Regions from separate parts of the Homo sapiens genome. Here region 2 is linked to region 1. A link is a loop called in an ENCODE intact Hi-C map of the cell type or tissue named here. Cell type or tissue: mammary epithelial cell. All regions are shown on one strand.

Region 1 (8,000 bases):
GACCCACTTGTGTGTCTCCACAATGGTGCCACTCAGAGAAATGGGAGGCACCTTGTATTAGTGTGTTCTCACACCGCTATAAAGAACTACCCGAGACTGGGTAATTTATTAAAAAAAAAAAAAAAGAGAGAGAGATTAATTGACTCACAGTTGCGCAGGCTGTATAGGAGGCAATGGATGGGGAGGCCTTAGGAAACTTACAATCATGGGGGAAGGCGAAGGGAAAACCAGTATGTCTTACGTGGTGGGAGCAGGAGGAAGACAGAGAGAAGTAGGAGGTGCCACACATTTTAAAACAACCAGATCTCGTGAGGACTCTATTACAAGAAAGCATTCAGGGGATGGTACTAAGCCATTAGAAGCCACCCCCATGATCCAATCACCTCCCACCAGGCCCCACCTCAAACACTTGGGATCACAATTCAACATGAGATTTGGGTGGGGACACAGAGCCAAACCATATCACTCCTGAACCACAAATAATCAAATCAATAATAGTTTGCATGTATTGAGTACCTACAATGTATTAAATGAATTATTCATTTAATCCTCACGATTCCTGCAAGGCAGATTCTACTGCTTTTTGCATTCTATAGATCAGGAGAAGTCCAAAAAGGAGAAGTAACTTGCCAAACACTGCCCTGTAAGTAAAGGAAGGAGCCAGATTTGAACACAGACATTCTAGCGCCAAAGACCATACTCTCAACCGTTAATCACAAAGAAGAGAAGCCTCGCTTTTCAAGTAAATGATCCATATAGTAAAGATCATTGGCTAAAATGTAGTACATCATCTTAGCCGTTCCACTCAACAAAATCTTCTACCCTCCAGAACACAATGGGGATAATTTAGAAGTAAGGGCTGCAGATTTTTATTTTGGTAAATATGGCTATGAATTCTTTTGTGCCATCAAGTCAGATGAATGCTAGGCTCACCATTGCTTGAGGCCTGCATTAGTGTTCAGTATGGCCCTGAATTCTCTATTCTTTGGAAACAACATTTCTAAGATGATGGCAACTTGACAGCTCTTGGAAACAATTTCCTAGGGACTTACCCACAAGATCTCCAAGTGATGCAAGAGGCTGAGGCAGTTAAGAAGAGTGAGGGAGGAATTACTTCCAAGAGTACAGATAAGTCAAGAAAATAATCTAGAGTCACAGAAGATCAAGATCAGAGGCAGATGTTCACATTCCTGGGCTGAGGAAAAGACTCCAGGCCTTGGCTCAAATTGGCCGTAGAAATTGTATGAAGGTGGAATTAAACCCCAACATTCCCTGGGAACTTTCCCCCTTCTAAGTTGTCTAAGACACCAAGAACAAGTATCTATACAAGAGTACTGTACACATATCTGTACTATCTATCTTGTCCTGCATTTATCTTCTACCAAATTGTGGTGTCTACTTTGATGAGAAAGCCAATTTCAGATCTTTCTGTCTCAGAACCAAAAAACACTACAAGGCACAAGATGGGTCTTTAATATATGTTTGTTGAAATGGCAAATGAATGAATGAATGATTCATCAGTCAATTGATAAACACCCTTAATCCTTAATAGCCATGTTATGCAAGTAATATCTCATTATGACAATTCAACCTCTCCCTGCAGCTCACCAATAAAATATTCAAATGTTTTTTATTCTAATGACACTTTGTGATAATTGCTAGAAATCCTATTCCCAGGAGGCAGGAGCCAAAGATGAAACCAAACCAATATCAGATTTCCTCATCAAGACTTGGAAAGTGAAAACAAAATGACTTGAATGCAATAAAAGGGAATATTTTGCAGATCAGCTTAATATATTGCCCTTGAAGTGCTTAAATGTGTTTGTGTGATGTTGTCAAGTAACTACTCAATAAATACTTTAAAGCTTGTTTGGCTTGTTGAAATTTAAAATATTAAGAAAAAGAAAAGAAGTTTGACTGATTTTTGCAAATTCAATACCCAAAGTAGTGTAGAAGAAAATAAAAGCAGCTGGGATTTGTGTAGTTGCTAATTTAGTTGAAGAATAATCATCCATCTAAGCAAAAATACTTCCTCTGCCACATCTGGAGAAACCAGTTGTAGAGGGAAAGTGTGGGTTGGTTGCCAAAAGGACATTTTCCATATTGAAGAAAATCTTAATTTTATGCAAATTGCCATTCGATCTTTTATTTTTTTTCTCTTTCCTCTTTCAAAGCAATGAAATACAGGAAGCAAAAAGGTGATTTGGAGACTTTTATGGAATTGATAAAGTCATACTTTCTTAGGAAAGAGATTAGCTGAAACTTGGCCAGGTGATAAGACATTACAAGAAGGTCAAAGTATTAAAGATTTCCAAAAAAAGCTGCAGGATGAGAAAGTCTGCCAGTAGCTTATAAGAAGAGACCAAGGGATTGGGGATTTTCAACATTAACAGGAATTGAAAATCTGGACCTTTACTTAAAGGAAAAGTAGAGTTACTTTTAAACAATGATTGATAATAATCAAAGTCTACTGGGATAAAGAACTTAACCTGAAGACAGATTTTTTGGTAGAGTATTTCTTTGTATGTTGTTCTACGTTGAGTATTACTTTCTATACTGTTCTTACTATTTTATATTTAGATTTTTTTGGGGGGGGGGACTAAGTCTCGCTCTTGTCACCCAGCCTGGAGTGCAATGGCACAATCTCGGCTCACTACAACCTCCACCTCCCAGGTTCAAACGATTCTCCTGCCCCAGCCTCCCAAGTAGCTGGGATTACAGGCACCTGCCAACCCATGCCTGGCTAATTTTTGTATTTTTAGTAGAGACGGGGTTTCACCATGTTGGCCAGGCTGGTCTGGAATTCCTGACCTCAGGTGATCCGCCCACCTCGGCCTCCGAAAGTGCTGGGATTACAGGAGTGAGCCACCCTATAGTTATCTTTAATTTGCATTTCTGTTTTTCTCAAAACAAGTGATTCTCAAAACTTTATCTGCATCAGAATTACCAAGGAAGTCTTTTAAAAATGGAGATTCCTAATCCCAGATAGTCAAATTCATTGGGTATGGGGTTGGGGTTCAGGAATCTGTGTTTTAACAAAGTAAAGGTAATAGGGCCTGGATAATTTAATGCAAGTGATTCACACCTCACTTTTGAGAAGTTACTCTCGTTAAATATGTTCCAGGTACTGTCCCGGATCTCTGCAGCTGTAGCAACGAAGCGCCACCTACTGGAAATTTACCAAATTACAGGCATAATGGAAAGGAGAACCGAGAAATCAGTGTAGTGATTTTGTCATTTAACTGTGATGTTGTCAAATAACACTCTATAAATGTTTCAAAGCTTACCTGGCTTATTCAAATTTAAAATATTAAGAAAATTAAAATAGGTTTGAATGATGTTCACAAATTCATACTAAAAGTAATGTGGGAGAAAAATAAGCAGTGGATTTGTATAATGACTAATTTATTATAAAGTTTCAGAGTCTAGGACACATAGAAACAGGACACAGGAGGAAGGTTGGAAAGCCACAGAAACACATTTTACCTACTTTTCTATTCTTCCTGCTTCTCGCTGGAAGTAATGGGCTGATAATTAACCTCAAGCCAATTTGTTATGCTTGATTTAAGAAGTCACCATTTGGCTGCAAATCTGTTTTGCCCCACTTGCACATCTCTCCAGGTAAGGCATGTCCAAACCTGCCTTACTCATTCTATGTATGTTCTTCTGATTCCATTGCAACCTCTCCCTCATGTGGGAGGATGTGGGAAGGAAATGGAATTGAATGAAAAGGAAGTCTGTACCAGACAGCATTTTGCCCCCTCCCAAATACATATCATGACAACCATCAAGGAATAGGAGCTCTGGGTGACACAGCTTCCTCCCATGGAGAGGTGTTTGACTTGGGAAGTAAGATACTGCTATACCAACCTCTCATTTCTCCATTCATCAGCAACAATAGATGGCACAAGGCATCCAACCCTTGCAGGAAGCAGCTGCCTTACAGCATGGCATGAAAAAGCATGGAGCATTTGGCTTTAGACAGTAATTTACATGACCAAGGGCAAATTACTTAGCCTCTCTAAGCATCATTTTCCTCCTCTATTAAAGAGGTATTCTTACCTTGTGGGGTTGTAAGAATTTGAGTAATACATGCAAAATGCCTGGGATGTAATAGGTGTTCAATAAATGGTAGTTATTATTTTATGCATGAGACTCGGGCTAATGTATGTGTGAGCATTTAGTTATTAATTAGAAGGTAAATGAAAGCTGGCTGGAGGGAATTGCATTTGACCTTTAGCAAATTATTTCATTTAGATGCGCTGATGCAAAACTCTCACGTCTTATGAAGAAAGACAAAAATAAATCGGGCTGACAAAAGATATTTTAAAAAATACTCAATCTCCCTCCAACATCCTCTCAGTCTATGGCCACCCCACTATAATTTATATGCCATCTGAGGAGATGTTTGTGCCTTTCCCTCTCTTGTCATAGTCAATCGCTGGCTGATCAGGGGCCAGACTCAGCTCTGAAAAACCTTTTTGAGAATCTGCATCTAATGACTGCTCCAAAAAAGAACTCCTAATGCTTTTCGTTTTTCCTCCAAATAAGCTTGCCGTCAAATTAGCTTAGGTGTATTGTCTAAATTATCCCTAGGCTGAGTTTGGCACAACCGGTGCAACATGATGCAGGGGCCTGATGCATTTGTTTCTCCACAGGCCCATTTTATTGAACGACAAAGAGAACCTGCCACACTCCATGTAAAGCACCTTATGGGAGCCCATGTTATGGGAGTCCATTTGTTTGCAGAACCATGGTCTATTACAGGAAGGGCAGAAGCATCTGTGCCAGCTGATGAGAGGAAAGGGAAAAGAGAAAGTGACAAAGGTTTGCGGCAGACCAGAAACAGAAGAGACACATAGACACATCGTGACCTTATCTTGCAAATCCTTGGAAGTTCACTATGTGTGCAGGAGTTCTGAGACTTGACAAATCAATGGGAGACAAAAGAAGGAGGGCTAATGAGAGGATGAGGATCCATGAAGGTGTTTCCATGGTGGAGAGCAATGCATGAAAGAAGTAGCAGCTTGCAAGAGACTAAGAGCGATTAAAAGGCTGGGGCTAGCCCTTTTTGGCAGAAAAGGCAGTGACAAAGAACTGACTGACAGCAGTAGGGAAGAAGAGAGCTAAGTCTACTGCACTTAAGGGAAAAAAGAACTAGAAAAAAAAGGAGAGCTGTAACAGGAAATCAATTGCTGATACTACCCTGCTGGAAATATTGCAGATCCCACGACTAAAAGGAAAGAGATTGGTGTTTTTCACATGTGATTCTCTCACGCTGTATAACACATGGGTAATTGGTGCTATCAGGGGCCTCATCTTCAGTTTCTCTGTCTCTCAACATAGCTGGGATAAGGATGTATTAGAAAGTCCAACCCAATGAACTTTGCAAAAGGGCTGTGATTAGCTTTGGAAGGCTCCGACTGTGCAAGCAGCCAATATAATAAGCTCACTTGTTGTGACTGATTACAGCTATTACCAAGCCTGCATATTTCTGCCTTCTAATGCCCACAGAGGAGTGGGAAGGAAAGTCAGCCAAGCATCCCTGGGACTGGTTTATTAAGCTAATATACCAGGCATTGCCCATTTTGCATCCTGAGAAGCCATCAAGCCCTTTGAACTTAGCATTTTCATTAGAAATCATCTATTTTAAATAATGATACAGTGAATCTTTAGACTGCTTTTTATCCAAGGACCTCAAAATACATTACTATTACTGCTGATTCTTAGCATTTGGAAGATGGTATTACATTAATTTTCTAGATGGTTAAACCAAAGCATCTAATGGTGAAATGCAAAATCAGCTGCAAAGGTAGGGAGAGTTTAGAGTACTCATTTATCTTATCATTTATCTCCATAACTCCATTTACTGTGCACATGCCAGTACCCAGAGGCATAATTATGAGCTAGGAGCACATGAAGACTTTATGAATGTCCATTTGTGGAGGACATTGCTCATGTTGGTGGCTGCCTGACAACTTTCAGGTATGCTTCTTATGTTTGGGGAGGAGCTCACTTTCCTAGTTTCCTTTGCAGGGGCAAGGCAGACATGTGACCTGGAATCTACTAATCAGATGCTCTGGTGAAAGCAACAAGTCTGATTTCTGGTGCAGAAGTTGAACACAGCAAATTATAGTGTCAATGTCGTGATGGTGGCAGCAGAAGCTTCCCCATCAAACCAGTTTGACAGCACAGTCGTAGGCATGTTTCTGGAAGTTTAACCTCTTACCTGGTTCTCCAGCTCTTAAAATGATTTTACAAACTCTTTTTAACAAACACTTTCTCTGCAAAATTAGCCAGACTCAGCTTCTGTCACTTGCATCTAAAAACCCTGAAAAGTATTCCCTTATAGCCCATGAAAAATAGAGGGTTACAGACCTTTTTTAGTACTTTTAGATGGTTTGAAAACTGATTATCAGTCCATTTTGAAACTTAATTTACTCAATTAATATTTAGTATTTACAAATATCTAGTATTTATTAAGCACCTACTATGTGCAAAACACTGTGCTAAGTATTGTGGGAAACATTTTCTGAGTGCTTGCTGTGTGCACTCAGCAAATATTTCCCACAATACTTAGCACAGTGGCAGACATGGCCAGTACCCCCAGGATCTTACAGTCTATGGGGATCAAACAGGAGCAGACAGACTAGGTCAGAGGCAGTTTTAGTAATTCAAGAAAGAGTTGATGGTAGTTTAGACAAGGGAATTAGGGGTGGAGATACAGGAAAAAAAGGACAGATCCAGAAGATATCTAGGAGGTAAAAATAGAGGGAATTTGGCAATAGATTGGATATGGGGAAATGCAATGGGGTCGTAGACGACTCCTGGGTTTGTCATTTGAGCCTCTGGATAGACAGTGGTGTCCATCCCTGAGAGAATGTTGAAAGAAAACCAGATTTTGTAGGGACATCGCAAGTTCAGTCTCAAATGTGTTAAATAAGTTGCCTTTGGGGCATCCATGAGGCAGTTGCATATTAACGGATCTGGAACTTAGAATCCAGGACTGGGCTGAAGTCATGAAGAGTCCTTGCGTAATTGACATAACTGTGTGAATGGGATTTCTTAGGGAAGAATATAGCCTGAGAACCAGAGAGGACCTTGGATTTGTTCTTAAGGAGTATCAAATATAGGTCTAAAAATTAGGGGAGCCACTCATCAATGGTTACCAAAAATCTAGTTCACCTATTTAAAAAAAAAAAAAAAGTGAAACACATTAATCAAAGAAACATGTCTTGATTCTCCAAGTACAAACTCTTCTATAATAATGATCCCACACTCAGAGACCAGCCCAGTCTACTACTAAGTCAATGGGCCAGGTAGGGCCTGTGGCACACAGGAAAGGACATGTCCTGTCTAAAGAGAGCAGCTGATTCTAAGCTCAGACAAGTTATTCCCATATATAATACCTATATCCAAATCCCTCTATTAAATTCCCCACTGTTTGAAATAATTGCCATGATTTTACATTTATCTGAATGCACCTTGACAAAAACAGCATTATCCCAGATTTCTAGAGTCAGAGCCCAATTCTTGCTTCTGACTTGGAAACAATCTTCAGTTACCTTAAATTATTTTCCTTACTAAAGTCCCCTATTTTTCTATTTCCAAATGGCATTGATACCTACAAAAGACAGATCTTCTACTGCGAGTGTTTTTCCTAGCTTCTACAACTCCCCAAAATTATCTTCCAGTGTCTAAGACTCTAACGACAGTTGTCCCACCCTACAATCCCCTTCATTACTCAAATTCATCCTAAAAAAAAAAGGGTAACTTGGTATTCTGGCCCCATGGTGTGGAATGTAAGGAAAAGCGATCAGCTGAACAAAGAGTAATCATCTCCTGGCCCCGTAAGACAGGTTGGCATTAGGAAGCAAGACAGTAGGTTCCTATGCTCCTACCAGCATATCTGAGTGGTAGAGCCCAGGTCACATATCTGCATTGCAGCTGCAAAGGAGACTGGGAAGGTGAGCTCCTACCTCAAACCTACGGATGAACTT
Region 2 (8,000 bases), 490 kb before region 1:
GAGACTCAAATATTAATTCTAAAAGAGAGGAACAAGTCCTTGAACACTACCTTGATCACTGGAATCTCTGCTGGAAGGAACCCTCTTAATTTTGGAAATAATATGTGTTAGAATGTACTAGTGAGCTCTGCTCTTCAGTTTTGCATTTTAAGTGTTAAACTCTAAATCTAACTGTCTATCATGTTTTATTCCATAAGAGACGTATCAGCACATAGGGAAATAGTGGTAGGTTATAGGATGTAATAGAAATTCTAATAGACTGTTTAACAATAATATGGCAGGCAGATGCCATTTTAATCAGCATTGTCATTAACAACTATCAATAGAGAGGATAAGATGTTCTTCTCTTTGTGAATTATGATTTATGGCTGGCACAGCAGTCACGCTGAAGTATATTTATTTTACAATATAGAGACATTGATTAAATGCACATGGCATCTCAAATCCAGTTGACATTTTAAGTCAAAATTATTACAGACACACAGCCATTCATTTAAGCTGTTGCTTTAAAAATGTGTCTCAACTGATTGTTAATGGAAGAAAGTCTAGCTGGGCCAATATTTCAATAACTTGTTCCTTTATTTTGCTGATATACATACACTGGGGGAAAGCTGCCTCTTTTGGCCATACCATTTCTGGTGTATAGGCACTAAAGAGAAGAATACTCTCTTAAATACATACACTCAGGGTTTCTAGACCACTCAGAAAGCATTCTCTTACTAGTGTAAAATTATTTTTTGTTCCCTTTCCATAGTTCTCCCTACCTTCTCTGAAAATCTTGCTTTCTAGCCTAACAATCTGCTTAGGAAGTAGGTCTTAAATAATTGATGATAACTGTAGCTAAAACATTAATATAGTTTAGAGATGATAGTTTTTGTAATATATGTTGCCAATAGACCAGCCACATTAAACAATAAAAGTGTTTGAGTATTGATTGTTGATTTACAAGATTGAAGGAAATAGTAATTGTGTCTGAGAGTATATTCTTTGATTCATTTTCTTATTTATGTCTTTTTAACCTCAAAACTTAGATTTTTTTAAAGTTTGTATTATGAAATAATTTTAGACTTACAGTAAAAGCTACAAAAAATAGCACAAAGAATTTCCTTATACCTTCCGCCCAGATTCCTCAGATAGTAACATTTTTTCTGAATTAGCTGTAGCATTCTCTCTCTCTTTCTCTCTCTTCCTCTCTCTCTTTCCCTCTCTCTCTCTCTCCCCCCGCCCATATGAATGTATATGCACAAATGCAGGCATGCATGCATTTTTCTCTTAATAACTTAACAGTGGTTGCAAACTTGATGTCTTTTTATCCTTAAGTGTACTTTGAAGCTAGGACTATCACTGTATCATTTTATTATACTTTTGAGATAAGTCAAGAGTTGGCCTCAAGTAAACCTCAAAATAGCAAAATCAGAAATTACAAACAAGGAAGGTGGTAATTTCAAATATGATTACAAGTCAAGAAAACCATTTTTGTGGGGTTTATCACTATCTAATCTAAAAACATAAATTAAGTCAGTGTTGACTCCTGGTAAATGAGTACAGATTTCCAAGAGCGAGGTGTACTTCTTTGACAATTAATGAAACTTCAGAAGTAAACCTCTGTAAATAGGTGCAAATATCCTTGTGATAAAGCGTCGGTAACCATTAAATTTGGTGCAGAGTGCTTGAATGAAATGGTGAACAGGAAAATATCCTGCTTGTTATTGTTAAAATTGTGCTGCAGAAGGATCCTTAGAAATTGAATACCATCTCTTTCTCAGACTTGTTATATTTTCCATTTTACTGCAAATGATTTATTGATAAGACTGGAGGGAAGGCTGGAGAAGCCATACCAGTCTTTGATCACCTTAGGACTTTTTCTTTTCAACACCTATTCATTTGAAAACATATTTTGAAAACATAAATGCACAAAGATAAATGTATTATGAAAGTTATAGTGGATTCATCCAAGAAATTTATACTTTGCCTAGTCAGGAAGAGTGGTCTGGAGAAACAGAGCATACTCTGCCAGTCTTTTTATTTACATCTGTTAGGTAGTTGGGGTGTATTATGTTGGAGTGACCACTCCAGGTCAAAGTCTTGTGTCTTGGGAAAGAAGATGAAGCACAGTAATACAGGTTAGGTGTAGCTGGTGGAGGGTGTTGGGATGCATATCTGTTGAGGACCAGCACTTTATTAAGTCCCCAATTCCCTGAACATTCACGCCAGCTCTTACAAAAAACAAAGCAGTAGTATCCATGTGTGTTCCTCATCGCTGGCCTGTCCCAAAATTTTATCAATGTGATGATAACAACACTCGTGCACATGACCACATATTGCTGAATTTGTCCATATAGCTAACTGGAGATAGTTTGATTCTGGGTGAAACAAACAAACAAAAATATGAAGGAGTAGTAACGTTCTACAGAATCCTTTTCTTCCTTCTCTGTGATGAGATTTAATTAGATAGAGCTGCTGAAATCTGTTCTGTGCTTGTGAGTTAAATATGTCTTTGAATGTCTGTGCCCCAAATATCTCCCATGTAAAATATAATACAACTTTATGAAGCACTTTGAAACTTTCAGCCAAAAGAAGGAACGTGTGTTGTTATATCATTATTAACACCTCTTTTTTTTTTTTTTTTTTTTTTTTTTTTTTTTTTTTTTTTTTGATGGAGTCTTGCTCTGTTGCCAGGCTGGAGTGCAGAGGCATGATCTCAGCTCACTGCAGTTTCCGCCTCCTGGGTTCAAGTGATTCCCCTGCCTCAGCCTCCCAAGTAGCTGGGACTACAGGCGCCCACCACCAAGCCCGGCTAATTTTTTGTGTTTTAGTAGAGGGAGGGGTTCATCTTGTTGGCCAGGATGGTCTCAATCTCCTGACCTCATGATCTGCCCGCCTCAGCCTCCCAAAGTGCTGGGATTACAGGCGTGAGCCACCGTGCCTGGCCTAACACCCCCTTTTAACATTGTTAAAATTAAACAGGTAGATAGCACTGTAAGTGTTTTAAGAATGTGGATATGTCATCACTTTTACAGCTTAACTGTATGCTATCAGGGTTAATGGTAAAGACAATGTCTAGAAAACAAACCTTATGTTTCCATGTTCTTGGAGAATCCACGTGCAGTTACACAGTATTCATGAAGCACATGTAGAGCTCAACTTCTAAGGTACAGTCCTGAGATTACCTAAAAATTATGTACAGAATTTTAATTATGAGTATGTGTATTTTTGTGGAGAAAGAATCCATAATGTTTTTCTAATACGCAAAGGGGACTATGAAAAGAAGCTAAGGACCATTAGATAATGTAATCTAGCCTCTGTAGACTATTGATGTTCCCTACCTGACAAGTGGCTGATGTTCTTATTCAGCCCTCTGATTCTTTCCACTAATGTAGTCAACATTTAGCCCTGAAGGATACAAATCTCTGTCATGGGAGTAAAAATGTAACCCTCTGTGGAAGGAATAATGAGACATAAGAGTGTCTATCTCAACACCTTTCATGTCTCAGGGACATCTTCGGGATAAATCCTGGTTTGGAGATAAGTGCAGTGTTATGTCTACTGCAGAAGGGTGTTTATTAAAGATTGTCTTCTTTCTAGTACTCTCTAGCTAGATCCCATCAAGTGTAAACCAAATATAGCCCTCCCCAACATAAGAATTATGTTTGTTTTTGGTGAAGACTTTTAATGTTTGTATTTACCCATGCTTTTCCAGGATATCGTCAATGCTGAGGTCTTCTCTCTGCTGTCACAACTCAGACCAAGGAAATTTTAAGTATGTTTAGATACTTTCTTGAGTTTCATACCCCAAGACTGTATTACACACCTTCTTTTGTCAGGGGCTTTACAGTGTCTAACATAGCTAGGCTGTAATATCATACCTGGCCATTAGGTGTTGCTACGTCACACACTATGCTGCAAACTGAAAAATGATTTAGTTTAGAATTTAAGAATCTGTAAAATAAATTCTTCTATTACTTTTTTAAATTTATACATTTAACATCTTTAATATAAGTGTACTTGAAGTAAGAAGTGGGTATGCTAAAATAAATAAAATATATAGATAAAGGTTACCCATATAATTTCAGTGTGATTGACAATTTATGCTTAGCCTAGTAGAACAACACTCATTTTTATTAAAATAAAAGATTAATACTTCTTTAAAAACAAGGATGTCCTATTTGATGCAAATTACTGTTCAAGAAAGTAACTGAAATTTCCTTTCTTGAAAGGGCAGGCCATTAGAGATATAAATAGAGTTGCAGGTTAATATATCAACTTTCTCTTTAAAATTAGTAATGTTTAAAAATAAATTGTTTCATTTCCACCTAGATCACTTCCTCCTTCTTGACACTATTCCAGCTGTCATATTCTGTGATATTGTTCTCTCAGGGCATTCCTGTTAGCTTTCTGGCAGCTACTCCTAGCTATTCATCTTATTAAAAGTTGTCATTCCCTATACCTCTATACCCAGTCCTCCTCTCTTCTAACCCTCCTCTCTCTTTCTCTGGGAGAGAAAGAGAGTCTGTAAACCAGACTCCACCCAGACTCTGGACTCATAATACATGATGCTTACTAAACGGTTTTCCCAGATGGTCCGTAGGTACCCCAAAATCAACCTGTATATTATAGAATTAACTTTGCTTGTTTATCCTTACCAAGGCTATCCAATAAATCAAGAGGATGCTGTGTCCTTTTCTCTCACCTGTGAAGACCAATCCATCAATTCGTTACCAAGTTCCACAAATTCTACTCTCTAAGAATCTAAATTCTCTCTCCATCTTCACTGCACTTCCTTAGTTCAAATTCTCCTAATTTCTCCCCAAATTAAAGCAATGACCTTCTGAATAGTCTTGATATTCTCTCCCAGCCCACTTACTACAGTACTGCCCATCTGATCTTCACAAACATATATTTGATCTTCTACCAAAATTTTTGCTGTGGTTTCACAGTTTCTTGAAGAGCTTAGATTTCTGAGGTGTTATACAATGTTCAACCTTTATACTTTTATGCTGCCATAGATAAGTACATAAAATTATCATAATGTGCCATGACAGCATTAAGGTAGTCAATGCCTTGGGCTTTTCATATTCCCTGTGACTACAATGCCCTTTCCCCATCCTTCAATCCACACTAACCCCGTGGTCAACTCTTAGTGATGCTTAAATGCTGGGTTCAAGGGTTCTTTGGAAGCCTTGCTGACAACAATTCTCTCCACACTCAGTACTGATAAAGATAGTTTACTAATATCATCTCATTGTTTATTAGTAGTAGTAGTAGTAGTAGTCTCAGAGTCTTCCTCTATTGCCCAGGCTGGAGTGCAGTGGCGTGATCATAACTCACTGTAGCCTCAGACCCCAGGGCTAAGTGATCCTCCCACCTCAGCCTCCCAAATAGCTGGGATTGCAAGTATGAGCCACCGTACCCAGCTTCATCCTATTATTTTGAGTAATTAGACATCCTATCTAGTAATAAGATAAGTAATTTTACTGGTGTCACTTTGGAGGTAACTGGCTTCAGATAAGGTTATTGAATTTCATAGTCCATTATTTCAATTTACCTACAATTATCAGGGCAAATATATAGAAGGAACAAAATTGAAAAACAAATAAAAATAAATAAAACAATTGTGAGAGCAAATAAACACAAAAACATCCTATCATCGTAGACTTCATTGCCTGTGTATCTTAATGTGAATATCATGTACTGTTTTATCAAGCTTTAAATCTGAGGAAATGGAATCTGTGAAAACTGCCTAATTTGTTAATTTGCATGTGAAGTATACTGTTACCAGGGAAGGGTGAAAAACGGATTTGGCGCATGTAGTTTACTAACTCTGAGAGGATAACTGGTGTTAGTTTCTGCTGCTGTAACAAAATTGATTTGGCCTTTATTATACCTCCTATTAGAAAATTACTGTGAAAAACCGCATACTGAAAATGTGAGAGCGCTTTGTAATGAAGAATACATTTTATGTAGCAAAGCAGGAAGCAGTGACACCAAGTCTTAATGACACTTTATATTCTGCCAGTGTACTTAGACACAACTTTCTCAACTGCATAATCTAAAGTAAACAAAAATCTTATTCCATTAGGGACACAATTTGACAATTGAATTTTTTGGTGAACTTTTGGCATCCATTGAAAGAATTGGCTGCAACCCCAGAGATGGGGTTAATCTTTTTAGGGCATCATTGCCTGGAAAGTGGAGGAGATGACCAAGTCAGGCTCTAGGAGTAAAAGCATTATCTCTATGAGCTAGAACGAAGGAGTTATTCAACAGTTATCATCTCTATGACCACTTTTTATTCAATTGCAAGAGCACAGAAAGGATATTATTTTACTCAAGAAAATTGGGGAAAAAATTTACAATCTTAGTATGCTGAGGCTTGATATAATTAAATGATTAAAAGGTAATTAAATAATTACCTTTGTATTTTAATAATTCCCTATAGTCTTAGGTCAAATCTATGTGGAAGAATATCACATATCCTAATGCTGACAGTATTTGCTGTCACATCCACCCAGTTTGGAAAAGGGCTCTTCATTAGGGGAAATAAGTAGTACATTCTTGTACAGTAGTAAATACTTATCATGTAGCAAGACAGAATAAAAATCAATATTAATCAGACTAGACAAATGCTTCTAGTATAACTGAAATTCTCAAGCCCTAAGCCCTAAGTGTTCTCTTCGGTGCTATTTATTACTAAAATATTTGCTACTTCTGACACCAAATAGTTCTGTAATGTAGGGTCTTTAACTTTTGATATCTTAGTCTGATCATCAGAATACCCAGCTCTATCACTGTATGTGTTCTTAGGGAGAATATGAAAATTTTATTTAAAGATCTTCAGCATATACATGACTGCTATTTTCTTACCTTGGCATCCCACAATGAAGCTAATGGAAAGGTTTAGCAATTCTATGCTGTTGCTCATTTCTCCCTGAAACTTTGACTATTCAGCCCACAATATGTCTACCTGTATGCTCCACTGCCCCACCTTTATGAAGATATGGCTGTATATTTCAGCTTTTCATTTTTATCGCTAACGGGGACACACCTGTTCCTAATGCTACCTAAGATTGTGCTGGTCTTTGGTACATTATAGAGGTAGGAATAGTATCTAACTCCCTTATATTATTAGTGTTTACTACTTTATAGGTATTGAAACTGTTCTGAGTTCTGTACATTTGTTAATTCATTTAATCTTCACAATAATCCTATGAAGTAGCCACTGTTATTATACACATTTGACAGATTTAGAAGCTGAAACATAAAAAGATTGCTTGCCCATGGGCAGATAGATTCTAAACGGACAGAACTGGTAGGATTTCACCCCAGCAGTCTGGCGCCATACTCCTCCCTTTTTTTACTCTTTGGCTCTTAGCTAGCTGGGCAAACTTGGGTAACTTTAAGCTACTCAACTGCTCATTTTCCTTTTCAAACAAAGAGAAAGAGAGGAATAAGCTCCACCTCATAGAATTGTGGTGAGAATTAAATAATACAGTGAATGTAAAATACCTCACTGACTGGTACATAGTAAAGTATTCATGTTATTCTTTTTCTTATTACTATCAAGCAATCAATAAAAGTCAGATGAAGGAATTAACTCATGGAGAGGCATAACTCAGAATCACTAAGTTGATCCTTCCAGGGTCCATTTTTATTTTTTCTGTTGAAAAGCTCATTTATAAAGAATGGATTCAGTGGTCTAGCTTGGCCTCTTTCCTGAAAGCATTACGTATAGGGATCAAGCACTCTTATGCTTTCTTCATTAGGCTAAAGAAAAAGCTATTATAACAAAAAGAGATTGCATTTCTATTAAAGCAATTTTACCACCAAATTAGACATTTTAAAGAATATATAGAATGATACATGGAATGCTATCAGTTGTCAAAACCCCCAATATTTCCAAAGCATATATGAAAATAAAAGTCAGAGAGAAACTCATTTTATCATCTTTTAATCCTAATGCCCTGGTTTTCCATTTATTGCATTATGAGATTGACATTATA

Evidence for each region. Peaks named below come from ENCODE experiments on the same cell type or tissue, not always from the same donor. Only the 100,000 strongest peaks of a DNase experiment are listed, where the experiment ranks them.
Region 2: a loop joins it to region 1, with 7 times the contacts of the local background. A loop is called at or near these places in 2 of 110 quality-filtered maps.

What each region holds. Positions count from the first base shown.
Region 1 is chr2:205,810,547-205,818,546 of GRCh38, forward strand. The region is part of intron 3 of LOC105373847 (a long non-coding RNA gene); the gene reads right to left. Among named protein-coding and RNA genes, the nearest start is that of NRP2, 130 kb to the left of the region's middle. In mammary epithelial cell, CTCF peaks have their summits at 3,175 (motif pointing left) and 3,697; a DNase peak (open chromatin) is centred at 3,645; H3K27ac peaks cover 361 bases.
Region 2 is chr2:205,320,277-205,328,276 of GRCh38, forward strand. All of the region lies in intron 18 of PARD3B (par-3 family cell polarity regulator beta), which reads left to right. Among named protein-coding and RNA genes, the nearest start is that of NRP2, 360 kb to the right of the region's middle. In mammary epithelial cell, a CTCF peak has its summit at 3,865; no DNase peak of the experiment used is centred here; H3K27me3 peaks cover 120 bases.